Regions from separate parts of the Homo sapiens genome. Here region 1 is linked to region 2. A link is a loop called in an ENCODE intact Hi-C map of the cell type or tissue named here. Cell type or tissue: psoas muscle. All regions are shown on one strand.

Region 1 (8,000 bases), 190 kb before region 2:
CCTTACCCTTCCTGACCTCTGGTAACCACCAATCTACTCTACCTTCATGAGATCTGCTTTCTCAGCTCCTACATATGAGCGATATTTATCTTTCTGTGCTTGGCTTATTTCACTTAACATGGTGATCTCCAGCTCCATCCATGTTGCTGCAAATGACAGGATTTCATTCTTTTTTATGGCTGAATAGTAATACCACATTTTCTTTATTTATCTGTTGATGGACACTCAGGTTAATTCCTTATTTTGGCTATTGTGAATAGTACTGCAGTAACATGGGAATGCAGATATCGCTCTGATATGTTGATTCTTTTGAATATATACCCAGGAGTGGGATTGCTGGATCATATGGTAGTTCTATTTCGTTTTTTGAGGAACCTACGTACTGTTTTCCATAGTGGCTGTACTAATTTACTTTCCTACCAATAGTGTATGAGGGTTCCCCTTTCTCCATATCCTCACCAGTATCTGTTATTCCCTATCTTTTTGATGAAAGTCGTTTTAAATTGGGGTGAGATGATATCTCATTGTGATTTTCCTTGCATTTTTCTTATGATTAGTGATGTTGAACATTTTTAAATATTCTTGTTGGCCTTTTGTATATCTTCTTTTCAGAAATGTCTATTCAAATCATTTGCCTATTTTTAAATCATGTTTTCCCCCTATTGAGCTGTTTGAGTTCCTTTTATATCCTGGTTGTTAATCCACTATCAGATGGATAGTTTGCAAATATTTTCTTCCATTCTGTGAGTTGTCTGTTCACTCTATTGTTTCCTTTGCTGTACAGCTTTTGCTTGATGTAATTTCATTTGTCTGTTTTTGCTTTTGTTGCCTATACTTTTGAAGTTGTAGTAAAAAAAAAAAAATCATTGCCCAGACAAATGCACTGGAGCATTTTCCCAATGTTTTCTTCCAGATGTTTCATAGTTTCAGGTCTTAGATTTAAGTCCTTAATCCATTTTGATTTGATTTTTGTATATGGTGAGAGATAGGAGTCTAGTTTCATTCTTCTGCATGTGATTTTCCCAGCACTTTTCCCCAATATATATTCTTGGAGCCTGTCAAAAATGAATTGGCTGTAAATGTGTTGATTTATTTCTGGGGTCTCTATTCTGTTCCATTGGTCTGCGTGTCGGTTTTATGTCAGTACCATGCTGTCTTGGTTACTATAGCTTTGTAGTATAATTTGAAGTCAGGTAGTGTGGGTGATTCCTCCAGCTTTGTTGTTTTTGCTCATGATTGCTTTGGCTATTCAGGGTGTTTGGTTCCATACAGATTTTAGGCATTTTTGTCCTATTTCTTTTTTTTTTTTTTTTTTTGAGATGGAGTCTTGCTCTGTTGCCAGGCTGGATTGCAGTGGCGTGATCTCAGCTCACTGCAACCTCTACCTCCTGGGTTCAAGTGATTCTTGTGCCTCAGACTCTGAAGTAGCTGGGACTATAGGCACTCGCCACCACACCTAATTTTTGTATTTTTAGTAGAGACGGGGTTTCACCATGTTGGCCAGGATGGTCTTGATCTCCTGACCTCGTGATCCACCCGCCTTGGTCTCCTAAAGTGCTGGGATTACAGGCGTGAGCCACCGCGCCTGGCCTTTTTGTCCTATTTCTGTGAAGAATGTCATTGGTTGGTATTTTGATAGAGATTGCATTGACTCTTTGATTGCTTCATGTAACATTGATTTTTTTTCTTTTTTTTTTGTTTGAGATGGAGTCTCTCTCTGTCGCCCAGGCTGGAGTGCAGTGGCACAATCTTGGCTTACTGCAAGCTCTGCCTCCTGGGTTCACGCCATTCTCCTGCCTCAGCCTCCCAAGTAGCTGGGACTACAGGCGCCCGCCACCATGCCTGGCTAATTTTTTGTATTTTTGGTAGAGACGGGGTTTCACCATGTTAGCCAGGATGGTCTCGTTCTCCTGACCTCGTGATCCACCCACCTCAGCCTCCCAAAGTGCTGGGATTACAGGCGTGAGCCACTGTGCCTGGCCGGTAACATTGATATTTTAACAATATTAATTCTTGCATTTCCTCACTTTTATTCTATGTAAGTCTGTATAAGTAAAGTGGGTTTCTAGTAAGCAGGAAATAGTTGTGTCTTATTTCCTTATCCATTCAGCTATTCTATGTCTTTTAATTGAAGAATTTAGTCCATTTACATTCAATGTTATTGGTAGGTGAGGACTTATTACTACCATTTTGTTACTTGTGGTTAAGTGATTTTCTCTGGTAGTATCTTTTAATTTGTAGCTTTTTGTGTGTGTGTGTATTTATTATAGGTTTTTGCTTTGTGGTTACAAAAACCAGTAATAAATACACTAAAAATAAAAAGGAGCCTTACAAAAAAAATCTTATAGTTATAACAAGTTGTTTTAAACAGATGACAACTTATCTTTATTTACAAAGAAAAGAATAGAAACAAACAAATAAAGGAAAAACTAAAAAATCTTTACACTTTAATTCCACCCCCTACACACATTTTGACTTTTTGTTGCCTCGATTTATGTGTTTTTATATGGCCCATCTCTTAACACGTTACCATAGCTATTACTGTTTTTTATAGATTTATCTTTTAATCTTCACACTGGAGTTATGGTGGATTGCATACCACAATTTCAGTGTTAGAGTATGCTGAGTTTGTCTGTGTATTTACTTTTACCAGTGGGTTTCAATCCTTCAAATGTTTTCTTTTTGTATGTTCGTGGTTTTTTTTTGTTTTGTTTTGTTTTTTTGTTTTTTGTTTTTTTTGAGATGGAGTCTCCTTCTGTTGCCCAGGCTGGAGTGCAGTGGCGCAATCTCGGCTCACTGCAAGCTCCGCCTCCCAGGTTCACGCCATTCTCCTGCCTCAGCCTCCCGAGTAGCTGGGACTACAGGCGCCCGCCACCAGGCCCGGCTAATTTTTTTGTATTTTTAGTAGAGATGGGGTTTCACTGTGTTAGCCAGGATGGTCTTGATCTCCTGACCTCGTGATCTGCCCACCTCGGCCTCCCAAAGTGCTGGGATTACAGGCGTGAGCCACTGCGCCCGGCCCGTGTTTTTTTCTTTCAGATTGAAGAACTCCTTTTAGCATATCTTGGAAGATGGGTCTGGTGGTGATGAATTTCCTCAGTTTTTGTTTGTCTGGGGCTTTATCTCTTTTTCACGTGTGAAGGATAGCTTTGCTGGGCACAGAATTCTTGGGTGACAGTTGTCTTTTGTTTTGTTTTCCTTTTTATTGGGGAGGGGTTGGCAGGGAGATGGGGTCTCACTCTGTCACCCAGGCTGGAATGCAGTGGTGTGATCATAGCTCACTGTAACCTCAAATTCCTGGGCTGAAGTGATCCTCCTGCATCAGCCTTCCAAGTAGTCGGGACTATAGGTGTGTTCTACCACACCCAGATAATTTTTTTATTTTTATTTTGTAGAGACAGGGGTCTCACTATGTTGTCCTGGCTGCTGTTGAACTCCTAGCCTGAAGCAATCCTCCTGCCTTGGGCTCCCAAAGTGTTGGGATTACAGGTGTCAGCCACCAAGCCTGGCAGTTGTCTTTTCTTTCAGCACTTTGAATAGGTTATCCCACTCCCTCCTTCTGTTGAGAAACCTGTTGCCAGATGAATTGGAGCTCCTTTATATGTTATTTGTTCTTTTCTCTTGCTGTTTTTGGGGTCCTTTCTTTGTCCTTGACCTTTGGGGGCTTGTTTATTATATGTGTAGTGTAATATAGGGTAGTTATATTTGGGTGATTATAGGGTAGTTTTATTTGGGTTTAATCTGTTTGATCTCTGGCCTTCCTCTACCTGGATATTTATATCTTTCTCAAGATTTGGGCCAGGCGCAGTGGCTCATGCCTGTAATCCCAGCACTTTGGGAGACTGAGGCGGGTGGATCACTTGAGGTCAGGAGTTCGAGACCAGCCTGGCCAACATGGTGAAACCCTGTCTCTACTAAAAATTCAAAAGTGAGCCGGGCATGGTGGCACATACCTGTAATCCCAGATACTCGGGAGGCTGAGACAGGAGAATCACTTTAACCCAAGAGGCAGAGGTTGCAATGAGCCAAGATCAAACCATTGCACTTCCGCCTGAGCAACAGAGCAAGACTCCATCTAAACAAACAAACAAACAAAACAAACAAACAAAAAATTTGGGAAGTTTTCTGTTATTATTTTTTGAATAAGCTTTCTATTCCTTGCTCTTGCTCTGCTTCATCTTGAACACCACTAATTCTTAGATTTGCTCTTTTGAGGCAATTTTCTATATCTTATAGGTGTCCTTCTTTTCTCTTCTCTCTTTTCTTTTTACTCCTCTGTGTCTTTTCCAGTAGTCTATCTTCAGACCCACTGATTGTTTTCTCTGCTTGATCCATTCTGCTGTTGAGAGCCTCTATTGAATTTTTCAGTTCAGCAAATATATTTCTCAGTTCCAGGATTTCTGTTTGATTTTTTAAATTAAGTCAACCTCTGTTAAATTTTTCTGATTAATTTCTGGGTTTTTCTGTGTTATTTTAGAGATCACTGAGTTTCCTTAAAACTGCAATTTTGAATTCTTGATCAAAGAGCTTCACTGTCGCCATCCTGTTAAGGTCAGTCACTGGCTCCTTGCTTTGTCTGGTTTGAGAATGTCATGGTTCCCCACTTGCTATTATTTCTTGTGAATGTACGTCTATTTCTTTGCATTGAAGGATTCGTTTTTTTGTTCCAATCTTCTCTGTCTGGTTTGTTTTGGTTTTTTATTAGGTATGTTTGCTCAGAGATTTTTGGTCAATATACCTGTTAAATATCTTTTTGTTTTTGCTAGGTCCTTGCTTCCTTTTCAGCACTAGGTGGCACCTTAAGCCCAGGTGTGCCTCGGCTCTAGCAAACTTCAGAGCGCTCCCCATCCCTGATGAGGAAAGTCCCTAAGGGAATACCTCGCAGTATGGGAAGGCTAGCCGGGAGTTCATGCCCAGGGGACCTGTAGGATGTACCTCCTACAACATGGTCCTACTGACCAGCCTTTCTGATTTGGTGTCTCCTCTGTCTATGGTACAGAGCCGAGTGTCTGCTAGTCTCTACCACTGCCCATTTCTGGCTGTCCTCAGGGATATTTCTCCCTTCAGACACTCATGATGCTTCCTGTGGATTGTGGCAGGGACGGGTCTCCTGCCAGGGGGCCCAAGATGATGGGAAAGTTGATTGTCCACCTCAGTCTCACTTTTTTCAGTTTAGTAACTGAATTGGGAGAAGTTTTTCTACATGTTTGGTGACTGGCAGATTGGGGAAGGGACATAAAGTCTGATTCTCTTACTGTCTGCATGGAGTTTTTTCACTTCTGTGTGGCCTTGGAAACTGTGTCATCCTTATATTTGGGTTCTGGGATATTGCTGGTGATAATCTTGGTGCTGTATATTGGTTTTTGCTTTTTCTGTGAAGGAGAGTGAAGCCGGCTTTCTTGTGTTCTACCATTTTGGTAACATCACTCTATTACCAATAATCTCTTTTTATTATTAGCTGTCTAGTCAGTGTTTGCACTTCCCTAGTTGTTCTATAACTGTTTTTGTTTATTTGTTTTGTTTTTTTACAGTTTGTTTTAACTGGGGCCCAAAGCCCGTAACTTGTATTTCTTTTTGTTTATTTGTTTGTTTTTGAGATGGAGTCTCGCTCTGTCACTCAGGCTAGAGTGCAATGGTGCAATCTTGGCTCACTGCAACCTCTGCCTCCTGGGTTCAAGCAATTCTCCTGACTCAGCCTCTTGAGTAGCTGGGATTACAGGCACGTGCCACCATGCCTGGCTAATTTTTTATATTTTTGGTAGAGAGGGGTTTCACCATGTTGGCCAGGCTGGTCTCGAACTCCTGACCTCAAGTAATCTGCCTGCCTCGGCCTCCCAAAGTGCTGGGATTACAGGCATGGGCCACCGCGCCCAGCCAGGTGTGCTTGTATTTGTTAAGCCTCTTTTCATCTATATGTTCTCCCTTCCTCTGTCTTACACTCTTGCAGTTGTTTTGGTGTTCAAGAAACCAGATTGTTTGTCCTGTAGAATTTCTCACAGTCTGGATTTTACTGAGCACATCTCTTTCTTCTCATTTAATATGTTATCTCTCTTCTATTTCCTGTAAATTGGCAATTAGATCCAGATGCCTGATCAGATTCAGGTTAGATTTGGGAGAGAAAGACTACATAAGTGTTGTATACGTTTGTCAGGAGGTATATAATGTTTGGATGTTTATCTTTTTTTGTGATGTTAGAAGCTACTGCTTGTCATTGTCTAGGTTCCTTAATTGCAACATGGTGATATTTAAGATCTATTATGCTTTCTTCATTTATTAGCTATAACACTTACATAAAGAGAAATCCCCTTTTATCATCTATTTGGTTACCCTAAGTACACTTCATATAGAAAAGCCAAGATAAAATTTGATTATTTTCCTTTATTTACCCGTTTTCAAAATAATGAATTGTTTCATAGAATCACCAAAAGGTGATCAAAAAAAGCCTTTTTCATTTTAGTATCATTATGAGCATATGGATTTAAATATATTTGATATGTTTTGACACATTGCACATGATCTTTGATGAGTTAGGTGAGCCTTTGTCATACAAACCTAGTAATCTGGGCATCTTCTTTGATTTGTGGTATGGTAGGATGTTTCCAGGTCATCTTGTGCATTTCCTGCTCTAGACCTGAAATTAGCCATTTCTTCAAGGAGCCCTGTTACATTAGTGAAAATGGCATTTAGAGACCAGAATCTGGTCACTGGATATGTACCTCACTATTAGGTTGACTTTTGTTACCAGGCTAAGATGTTTGTATTTTTTTTTAAGATAAAATATACTGTGAGTTCATACTGATATTTCTAATTCATGTTCAGGATGACAGGGTTTTTACTTAACCTTATTGATCTCCTTTAAAACATACTGAAGAATCCTTTGTACTTGGAGGTCAGTTTGGCTGTATATAAGATCACTGGTTTACATCTTTCTTTGTATTTCTAAAATATGCTATACTATTGTTTTTTGGCATAAAGTGGTGCTTTCAGAAAGTGTGGTGAAAATCTGATTCTCTTTCCCTAATTAGTGACTTGGTCTTTTTGTCTGAATGTCCAAAGGTTTTTGTTTGTTTTGTTTTCCTTTTTTTTTTTAAAGTCTAGTGTTTTACTAGACTGTGTCTTGGTGTTGGCTGTTTTGGGTCAATTTTGCAAGATATGTATGTACCCTTAAAAAAAAAAAAAAAACTTTGGCTGGGCACGGTGGCTCACGTCTGTAATCCCAGCACTTTGGGAGGCGGAGACGAGTGGATCACCTGAGGTCAGGAGTTCAAGACCAGCCTGGCCAACATGGTGAAACTCCATCTCTACTAAAAATATGAAAATTAGCCGGGCATGATGGCGTGCGCCTGTAGTTCCAGCTACTCAGGAGGCTGAGGCAGAAGAATCACCTGAACCTGGCAGGCAGAGATTGCAGTGAGCAGAGATCTCGCAAGACTCTGTCTCAAAAAAAAAAAGAAAAAAAGAACACCTTGTAAATAGCTTTCTGGTATAGCTTTAAAAAATAGCGGTTTTATTAAGATATAATTTCATACCATAAAATTCACTCTTTAACTGTACAATTCAGGGGTTTTTCAAGTAATCACAGAATTGTGCATCTATCACCACTACATAATATCAGAACATTTTTGTCACCCCAAAAAAAAACCCTGTACTCCTTAGCAGCCACTCCCCATCCCCCCTTTCTCAGACTCTGGCAAGCACTAATCTGTGGTTTTTTGTCTCTGGAGTTGTGTATTCTGAATATTTAACATGAATAGAATTGCACAATATGCAACCTTTTGTCACTAGCTTATTTCATTTAGCCTGATGTAGCTTTTTGTTGTTGTTGGTTTTTAACCTAGTGTTTTAAAGGTTCATTCAAGTTGTGGCATGTATCAGTACTTTATTCCTTTTTATGGCTGAATAATATTCATATTTTGTTCATTCATCAGTTGATGAACATTTGAGTTGTTTTCACTTTTAGCTGTTATGATTAATGCTTCTATGAACTTTGGTGTAAAGGT
Region 2 (8,000 bases):
TGTAGAGAGAGTGTCTCAAATACCCTTCTGTCATCGAGGCTGGAGTGCAATGGTGCAATCTTGGCTCACTGCAACCTCCACCTTCCAGACTCAAGTGATTATCGTGCCTCAGCCTTCTGAGTAGCTGGGATCACAGGCGTGTGCCACCATTCCCGGCTAATTTTTGTATTTTTAGTAGAGACAGGTTTTTGCCACGTTGGCCAGTCTGGTCTCAAGCTCCTGACCTCAAGTGATCCACATGCCTTGGTTGACCAAATTGCTGGGATTACAGGCATGAGCCAATATGACCAGCTCAAACATCTTCTTTTTAAATGTCAGAAGCATGTATAGTGATTATTTCTTATTTTTTCCCCCTTGATCCATCTCACCAGATGTTTGTTGATTTTATAAGAATTTTCAAACTACCAGCTTCTGGCTTTGTTGAACTTGGATTTCTGTTTCACTAATTTTCTTTCTCCTGTCTTTGTACTTACTTTGTTGCTCTTTTTCTAAGTTTTAAAGATGGATGCCAATCTCAGGCTTCTTTTCGTGTGTGTATGTGCGTATGTCCATAAATTCTCTTCTAATTACAGTGTAAGCCGCATCCCACAAGTTTTGATAGTCACAGAACTGTATCGTCACACTATTTTTTAATTTCAGTAAGTTCTTCACTGATCCCTGTGTAATTTAGAAATGTTTCATAATTTCCCTACATTGGAGGGGAAGATAGTTTTGTTTTTATTATTAATTTCTAGCTGTATTGAGCTCTTGTCAGAGAATATGGTTTATTTTAGTCGTTTGAAATTTAAGATCTGCTTAATGGCAAAATGTATGGTCAGTTTTTGTAAATGTTGCCAGTAAGCTTGCGAATCATATGTACTCTAGTTTTGAAATCCATTGCTCAGTGGATGTTCATTAGGCCAATTTGTATAATCATGTTGTACAAATCTATTCTATTCTTAACTGTTTTTTGTTTTAAAGGTGTGGGGTCTTACTATGTTGCCCGGGCTGGACTCAAATTCCTCAGCCTCCCAAGTATCTAGAACTACAGGCACGTGCAGCTTGGTTTAAAAAAAAAAAAAAAAATCAGTGAGAAGAGGATTTGTTGATCTCCCCGTTAGGATTATGGGTTTGTCTGTTCCTCCTTCTCAGCTTATGCTGTATATATTTTGGGGCTGTGTTATTAGGTGCATCCAAGTGTATAGTTGTTATAGTTACCATGTGAGCTCAACCTTGGATCTTTACATAGAGATTCTCTGTATTTAGTAATGTTTTGTTCTTAAAATCTGCTTCCATCTAACATTAATATAAATGTACCAGCTTTATTTTATATGTATGTTTCTTGGACTTTGTCTTTATGTATTACAAGAAATTGTGATAAAGACCTCATTTAACTGGATTGTGAAAGGACTAGGCCATTCTGGGTCATTTACTTTTCTGAAAAATATTTTTATTTTCTTGGTATTTAAAAAAAGGTTTATAAGACATTCTAATTTATCTTAGTTTTCTTCCTTCATTTATTTAGGGGTCTGGTATCTTAGGGATATCATTCTGAAAATTAAACTTTTCTACATAGGACCATAGATACAGGGTGACTAGATGACTGGGCTGGATGTGTTCCACAGTGTATCAGTCAGGGTTCTCCAGAGAAACAGAACCAAGAGGGTATATAGACACATACATGCACACACACCAGGAGAGCCAGTGATGTAAGCCCTGAGACTCAAGACCCAGGAAGAGCTGATGTTTCAGCCAGAGTCTGAAGGCTGGAAAAGACCAATCTTCCAGCTCAAACAGGCAGGAGTTCCCCTTACTCAGCATTTTTGTTCTGCTTTGGTTTTCAGTTGATTGGATGAGACCCACTCAGCAGTAGGGAGGGCCCTCGCCTCACTCAGTACAATTCAGATGTTAGTCTTATGTAGAAACATCCTCACAGACACACCTGGAATCATGAGGGACTAACTGTCCAGGTGCCCCATGGCCCAGTCAAGTTGACACATAAGGTTAACCTTATGCATGGCATCTGCTACAACTTGTGTTTCTGAATGAAATTCTACAACCAGTTCACTGGTTTTGTAATGTGTCTTTTTATTTTTAATTTTTTTTTTTTTTTTTGAGACGGAGTCTCACTCTGTTGCCCAGGCTGGGGCACGCAATCTCGGCTCACTGCAAGCTCCACCTCCCGGGTTCACGCCATTCTCCTGCCTCAGCCTCCCAAGTAGCTGGGACTACAGGTGCCCACCACCACGCCCGCCTAATTTTTTGTATTTTTAGTAGAGGCAGGGTTTCACTGTGTTAGCCAGGATGGTCTCAATCTCCTGACCTTGTGATCCGCCCACCTCAGCCTCCCAAAATGCTAGGATTACAGGTGTGAGCCACCATGCCCGGCTTTTTTTTTTTTGACAGACTCTTGCTCTGTTGCCCAGGCTGGAGTACAGTGGCGCCATCTTGGCTCACCAGAATCTCTGCCTCCCAAGTTCAAGCAATTCTCCTGCCTCACCTTCCCCAGTAGCTGGGATTACAGGAGTGCACCACCATGCCTGGCTAATTTTTGTATTTTCAGTAGAGATGGGGTTTCGCCATGTTGGACAGGCTGATCTCGAACTCCTGACCTCAAGTGATCCACCCGCCCTAGCCTCCCAGAGTGCTGGGATTACAGACGTGAGCCACCGTGCCCAGCCAATTTTTAATTTTTTTAAGAAATGAAATCTTGCTCTGTTGCTCAGGCTGGAGTGGAGTAGTGCCATCTTTGTTCACTGCAGCCTTGAACCCCTGGGCTCAAGTGATCCTCCTGCCTCAGCCTCCCGAGTAGCTGGAACCACAGGCGTGAGCCACTATACCCGGCCCTATTCCTCTGAAAAGCTTAGTAAACAGCAGTTCTTTATACCAGGGAAGAGGAAGAGACATTTTAATGATGTGATAGTTTATTCAGTGAAGAGTACAGAAATGAGTTAGGGCCCCTGCTCTCTAAGAATTACAGACCTTACAAGGTAGGCCTGGGCCGGGCGTGGTGGTGGCGCCTGGATTCCCAGCACTGTGGGAGCATGAGGCAGGAGAATCGCTGGACCTGGGAAGGCGGAGGTTGCAGTGAGCCGAGATCCTGCCATTGCACTCCAGCCCGGGCGACGACAACAGCGAGACTCTGTCTCAAAAAAAAAAAAAAAAAAAGGCCCAGGGGAGCTCGTTCCCACCTTCCACCAGCAAAAGGCACCTTCCATGAAGCTGGAAGGGGCCCCCACCAGGCGGGGAATCCACCAGCGCCTTAATTGATCTTGGATTCCCACCTCCAGAACCGTGAGAAGTAAATTTCTGTTGTGTGTAAGCCAAGCATTTTCTTTTTTCTTTCTTTCTTTTCTTTTTCTTTCTTTCTTTCTTTTTTTTTTTTGAGATGGAGTTTCGCTCTTGTTGCCCAGGTTGGAGTGCAATGGTGCGATCTCAGCTCACGCAACCTCCGCCTCCTGGGTTCAAGCGATTCCCCTGCCTCAGCCTCCCAAGTAGCTGGGATTACAGGAATGCGCTACCACGCCCGGCTAATTTTGTATTTTTAGTAGAGACAGGGTTTCCCCATGTGGGTCAGTCTGGTCCCCAACTCCTGACCTCGTGAGCCGCCCGCCTCTGCCGGCCGAAGTGCGGGGTCTACAGACATGAGCTACCGCGCCCGGGAAAGCCAAGCGTTTTCCTACAAGAAGCCCCAGTAGAGCGAGCCAGGCTTCAACATGCGCGTTCTGGAGAGAAAACATTGACTCCACAACAGTGGTCCTTTTTGTTTTAAATTAACATCCCCGACTTTTTTTATCCTTACCATTTTTATAAAATGCCGCGCGCTTGCCTCTTGGCAGGCGTAGGGTTTCCCTGGGGCTGCTGTGGAGAGGCCGCACTGGCTGGAAACAGCCGGGCTGTGCGGCTGCCAGAGGCAGCGTGTGCGCAGCGCTTCCTGCAGCCACGTAGCATCTTCTGCCGCATCGCGCACTCAGCTCGGGCGGGCGTCGGGAGTGAGGGCCCGGGGCGCAGGGTCAGCGGCCGGGGCGACACCCTCCCTGGTTGCCCAAGGAACAGAAGGGGCTGGGCCACGCGGGGGGTTCTTGACTCCTGAGGGCAGCTGGGTGTCCTGCAGGGCAGATGCAGAGGGGCTTGGCAGCAGGCAGGCTCCCCTGGCACGACCTCTGATCTCTGCCCTTCGAGCCAACTTCCCTCAGGGCAGGAAGCCCATGAGGACAGTGAGGGAAGCGCTGGAAGGTCCTCCCACTCAGAGGCCACCAGGAGGCGGCGCTCGCGGGGACGTGATGGCCGCAGCCCTCGTAGGACGGGTCTCTGGCGCCTGACGCAGGGAGTGGGTGTCAGGAAGGCCTGGGGCTGGGGTTTCAGCCCCGGCGTCTGGACAGGGCAGGGCGCTGTTGTTCACCCCCAGCGCCAGCCAGCCCAGCTGTCTCACACTGTGAGCAGCCCAGTGGGCGCATGGCAGAGGCACAGGCACGCCATGGCCTGGCTCTCTGCGTTTCCTCGTGGGAGGGGGTTTATGTGGCCGAAGCAGGCCCTGGTGTGGATGGATCTGGCCTCCCAGGTATTGAGGGAGCACGGGGTGCGCCTGCTTCCTCCACGCACGTCGCCCATGGCCTCCCCAAGGCCCTGGCCTCACTCCAGATCCCGGGGCCACCTCCAGGCTCCACGAGCGCCAACTCCCAGCGCCGTCCAGACCCAGAGGCAGCCGTCCCTGCCTAGATGGTGACTAGGCACCAGCTCAGCTGTCACGGGTGCTGCCCCAGGTCCCAGGCCCCACCCCCTGCTGCCCAGGCACACACCCCCGCGGCAGGTGACTCCACCCTGCTCCTGCGCTCTGCTGTGCCGGGCACCTGCCTGCTCTACGCCCCTCATCCCCAGGATTTCCCACCCGCAGGCTTTCTGCGGGAGCAGTGGTGGCCCCGGCTTCTCACCCTTCAGGTTTTCTTGCATCTGCGCACCGGTGGAAGAGTAGGCCCAGTGGACTGGGTGCTGCTGGGAGGTGGGAGGCTGCTGGGAGGGCACCGGATGCCGGGGCCTTGCAACCTGGCAGAGGCTGTGCTGCTCAGGGAAGCAAGGTGGCCCTGGGGTGAGGCGGGGGGCTCAGAGGAAGGGGAGCCCTCAGGAGGAAGTGTTGGGGGCAACTGCCAGAGAGCCCGGCCACTGCCCAGTGCCCATCCGGAAGCTCAGCAGGGAGTGGGCTTGGAAGTGGGCAGGGGCATGGTGGCGCCGGCAGCATCCTATTTTGCAGATGAAGGGCGCCCTAATGGAGATCATCCAGCTCGCCAGCCTCGACTCGGACCCCTGGGTGCTCATGGTCGCCGACATCTTGAAGTCCTTTCCGGACACAGGCTCGCTTAACCTGGAGCTGGAGGAGCAGAATCCCAACGTTCAGGATATTTTGGGAGAACTTAGAGAAAAGGGTATGTTGTGCTGCTTTAATTCATGTTGGGTGGAGGGAAATGGATCTTTCTTGAAAAATTTTTTTCTGAAATGAATTTGATTTTTAGACCTTTACGTTTTTCCGTGTGTCCTGGTCCCTAGAATATTAACTGTATATGCACCATCCTCCCCCGTAAGCTGCTGCCTGGCTTTTGCCATCTTTGAAAACAAACTCCAAACAGCCCACAGGCCCCATCCTCACTGCTGCGGTGTCAGTGGGAGGCTGTGTCACGCCACTCGCCGTCTCTCTCTGGTCGGCTCCGTGAGGGTAGGGGCTCTGCCCATTCAGGTGGTATCTGTAGATCCTAGGTTCTAGGGCCCAGAGCATTCCCTGGCCCAGAGTACATGCTCAGAAATGCATGTTGAAAATATCAACGATTTAGTTGTTTAAATGTGAACTGAAAGTCACTTAGAAAATATTCACAAGGCTGGGCTCCGTGGCTCACTCCTGTAACCCCAGCACTTTGGGAGGCTGAGATGGCCAGATTGCTTGAGCCCAGGAGTTCGAGACCAGCCTGGGAAACATAGCAAGAACCCATTTGTACAAAAAATAAAAATTAGGTGGGCGTGATGGCACATGCCTGTCCTCCCAGGTACTTGGGAGGCTGAGTCAGGAGGATCACTTGAGCCTGGGAGGCCAAGGCTGCAGTGAGCCATGATCGCGCCACTGCACTCCAGCCTGGGTAACAGGGTGAGAATGTATCTCTTAAAAGAAACAACTATTTGTAGATGGATTTGAAGAACATGTCTTGATGGGATGCTTGATGCTTGTGCTTTTCTGAGTTTCTCTCCTGCTTTGGACAATTGGAACTGGCTCCTCAGAGCCCAAACGTTGTGCCCCAGCTCCTTCAAGGGCAGCACCCAGAGAGACAGGGTTGTGGGATGGAGACATCGAGGCTGCACACTCCTGCAGGGGCCCTGCTGGCCACCCCCCTGCAAGTGGCACCTCTCCCCACCTGTGAGGTCACACACACCACACAGATGCCTCTGGAGCAGTGGTCTGGACAGGTCCACCCCACCCCACCCGTTCGTGTCTCAGGAGTGTCCCGCGGGCAGGAAGGCTGAGGCCGGTGAACTCTCATGTGCCTGCCTGTGCTTTTTCTCCAGGTGGGGCACGTAGCCAGTTCAGGTGGGAGGTCGCCTGTCCCTCGTGGGGCAGTTTCTGGGATCTGAACCGTGGGTGAGCACACAGGCTGAGGAAATGGATGTGGGCAGTTTGGATGAGGGCCAGGGTTCCAGGAGAGACCACCAGCCTGGCTACCCTCGGGGACGGGAAGAGAGAAGCCACAGATCGGGGGTCCTTCTTACGTGGGGGTGGGATCTGTTAACATTTCATGTTCTACAAGTGTCTGGAGCCCTCCAGGAATCACTGTATCTATGTCCGCCTGTGGTTCTTGGTGTCCGCGGTGCCAGAGGTTTCCAGTTTACAGCCCTCTCAAGGCATGCCCGCCTCTCAGGCATTCCTGTTCTGCAAATGCTCCTGGGTGTTCTGCTGGAGCCGTGGGGAGTCAGTCTCGAGGACCTCAGGGGACAGCCGAAGCTCCCATGACCTAACCCTAACTGAGGAGGGTGTGGGGCTGGGCAGCCGCCAGCTCCTCTCAGCCGGGAGGTCTGCGGCCTGGGCGCCCCTAACTTCATGTGGTTCTTACCGGCAGTGGGTGAGTGTGAAGCGTCTGCCATGCTGCCACTGGAGTGCCAGTACTTGAACAAAAACGCCCTGACGACCCTCGCGGGACCCCTCACTCCCCCGGTGAAGCATTTTCAGTTAAAGCGGAAACCCAAGAGCGCCACGCTGCGGGCGGAGCTGCTGCAGAAGTGTGAGTGGCCGCGGCCGCCATCGGGCATTGTCTTTGTAGTTTCCAGTCATAGGTTTCTTAGGTTCTAAGGTACCAAGACTGCCCCTTCAAGGTGGCGTTCTGGGCCAGGCATGGTGGCTCACACCTGTTGGGAGGCTGGGGCAGGTGGGTCGTTTGAGCCCAGGAGTTTGAGACCAGCCAAGAAACCCCATCTCTACCAAAAGTACCAAAACATTAGCCGGGCATGGTGGTGCGTGCCTGTGCTCCCAGCTACTCGGAAGGCTGAGGTAGGAGGATCACCTGAGCCCACGAGGTTGAGGCTGCAGTGAGCTGTGATCACACCACTACACTCCAGCCTGGGAGAGAGTGAGACCCTGTCTCAAGAAAAAGAAGATAAAGTTCTGCATAAAGTTTTTTGTTAGAAGTTTATCACTATATTAAACTTTATGTTCTGAAAACATGCTTTAAAAACTTCAGAATTTAGGCTGGGCATGGTGGCTCACACCTGTAAACCCAGCACTTTGGGAGGCTGAGGCCAGCAGATCACCTGAGGTCAGGAGATCGAGACCAGCCTGGCCCACATGGTGAAACCCCGTCTCTACTAAAAATACAAAAATTAGCTGGCTGTGGTGGTGCATGCCTGTAATCCCAGTTGCTTGGGAGGCTGAGGCAAGAGAATCACTTGAACCTGGGAGGCGGAGGTTGCAGTGAGCCAAGATTGCCCCACTGCACTCCAGCCTGGGCAACAAGAGCGAAACAACATCTCAAAAAAAAAAAAAAAACCCA

Evidence for each region. Hi-C counts contacts between places; a loop is a spot of excess contacts. Peaks named below come from ENCODE experiments on the same cell type or tissue, not always from the same donor. Only the 100,000 strongest peaks of a DNase experiment are listed, where the experiment ranks them.
Region 1: a loop joins it to region 2, with 2.7 times the contacts of the local background. A loop is called at or near these places in 7 of 110 quality-filtered maps.

What each region holds. Positions count from the first base shown.
Region 1 is chr4:2,183,340-2,191,339 of GRCh38, reverse strand. All of the region lies in intron 7 of POLN (DNA polymerase nu), which reads left to right. Among named protein-coding and RNA genes, the nearest start is that of HAUS3, 55 kb to the left of the region's middle. RefSeq lists a silencer at 4,737-4,909. In psoas muscle, a CTCF peak has its summit at 4,796 (motif pointing right); no DNase peak of the experiment used is centred here.
Region 2 is chr4:1,988,943-1,996,942 of GRCh38, reverse strand. It overlaps NELFA (negative elongation factor complex member A), which reads left to right. Exons shown (of 11, transcript NM_005663.5): 2 at 5,228-5,399; 3 at 7,074-7,235. Among named protein-coding and RNA genes, the nearest start is that of MIR943, 6.5 kb to the right of the region's middle. RefSeq lists an enhancer at 4,296-5,135. In psoas muscle, no CTCF peak of the experiment used is centred here; DNase peaks (open chromatin) are centred at 4,252 and 4,662.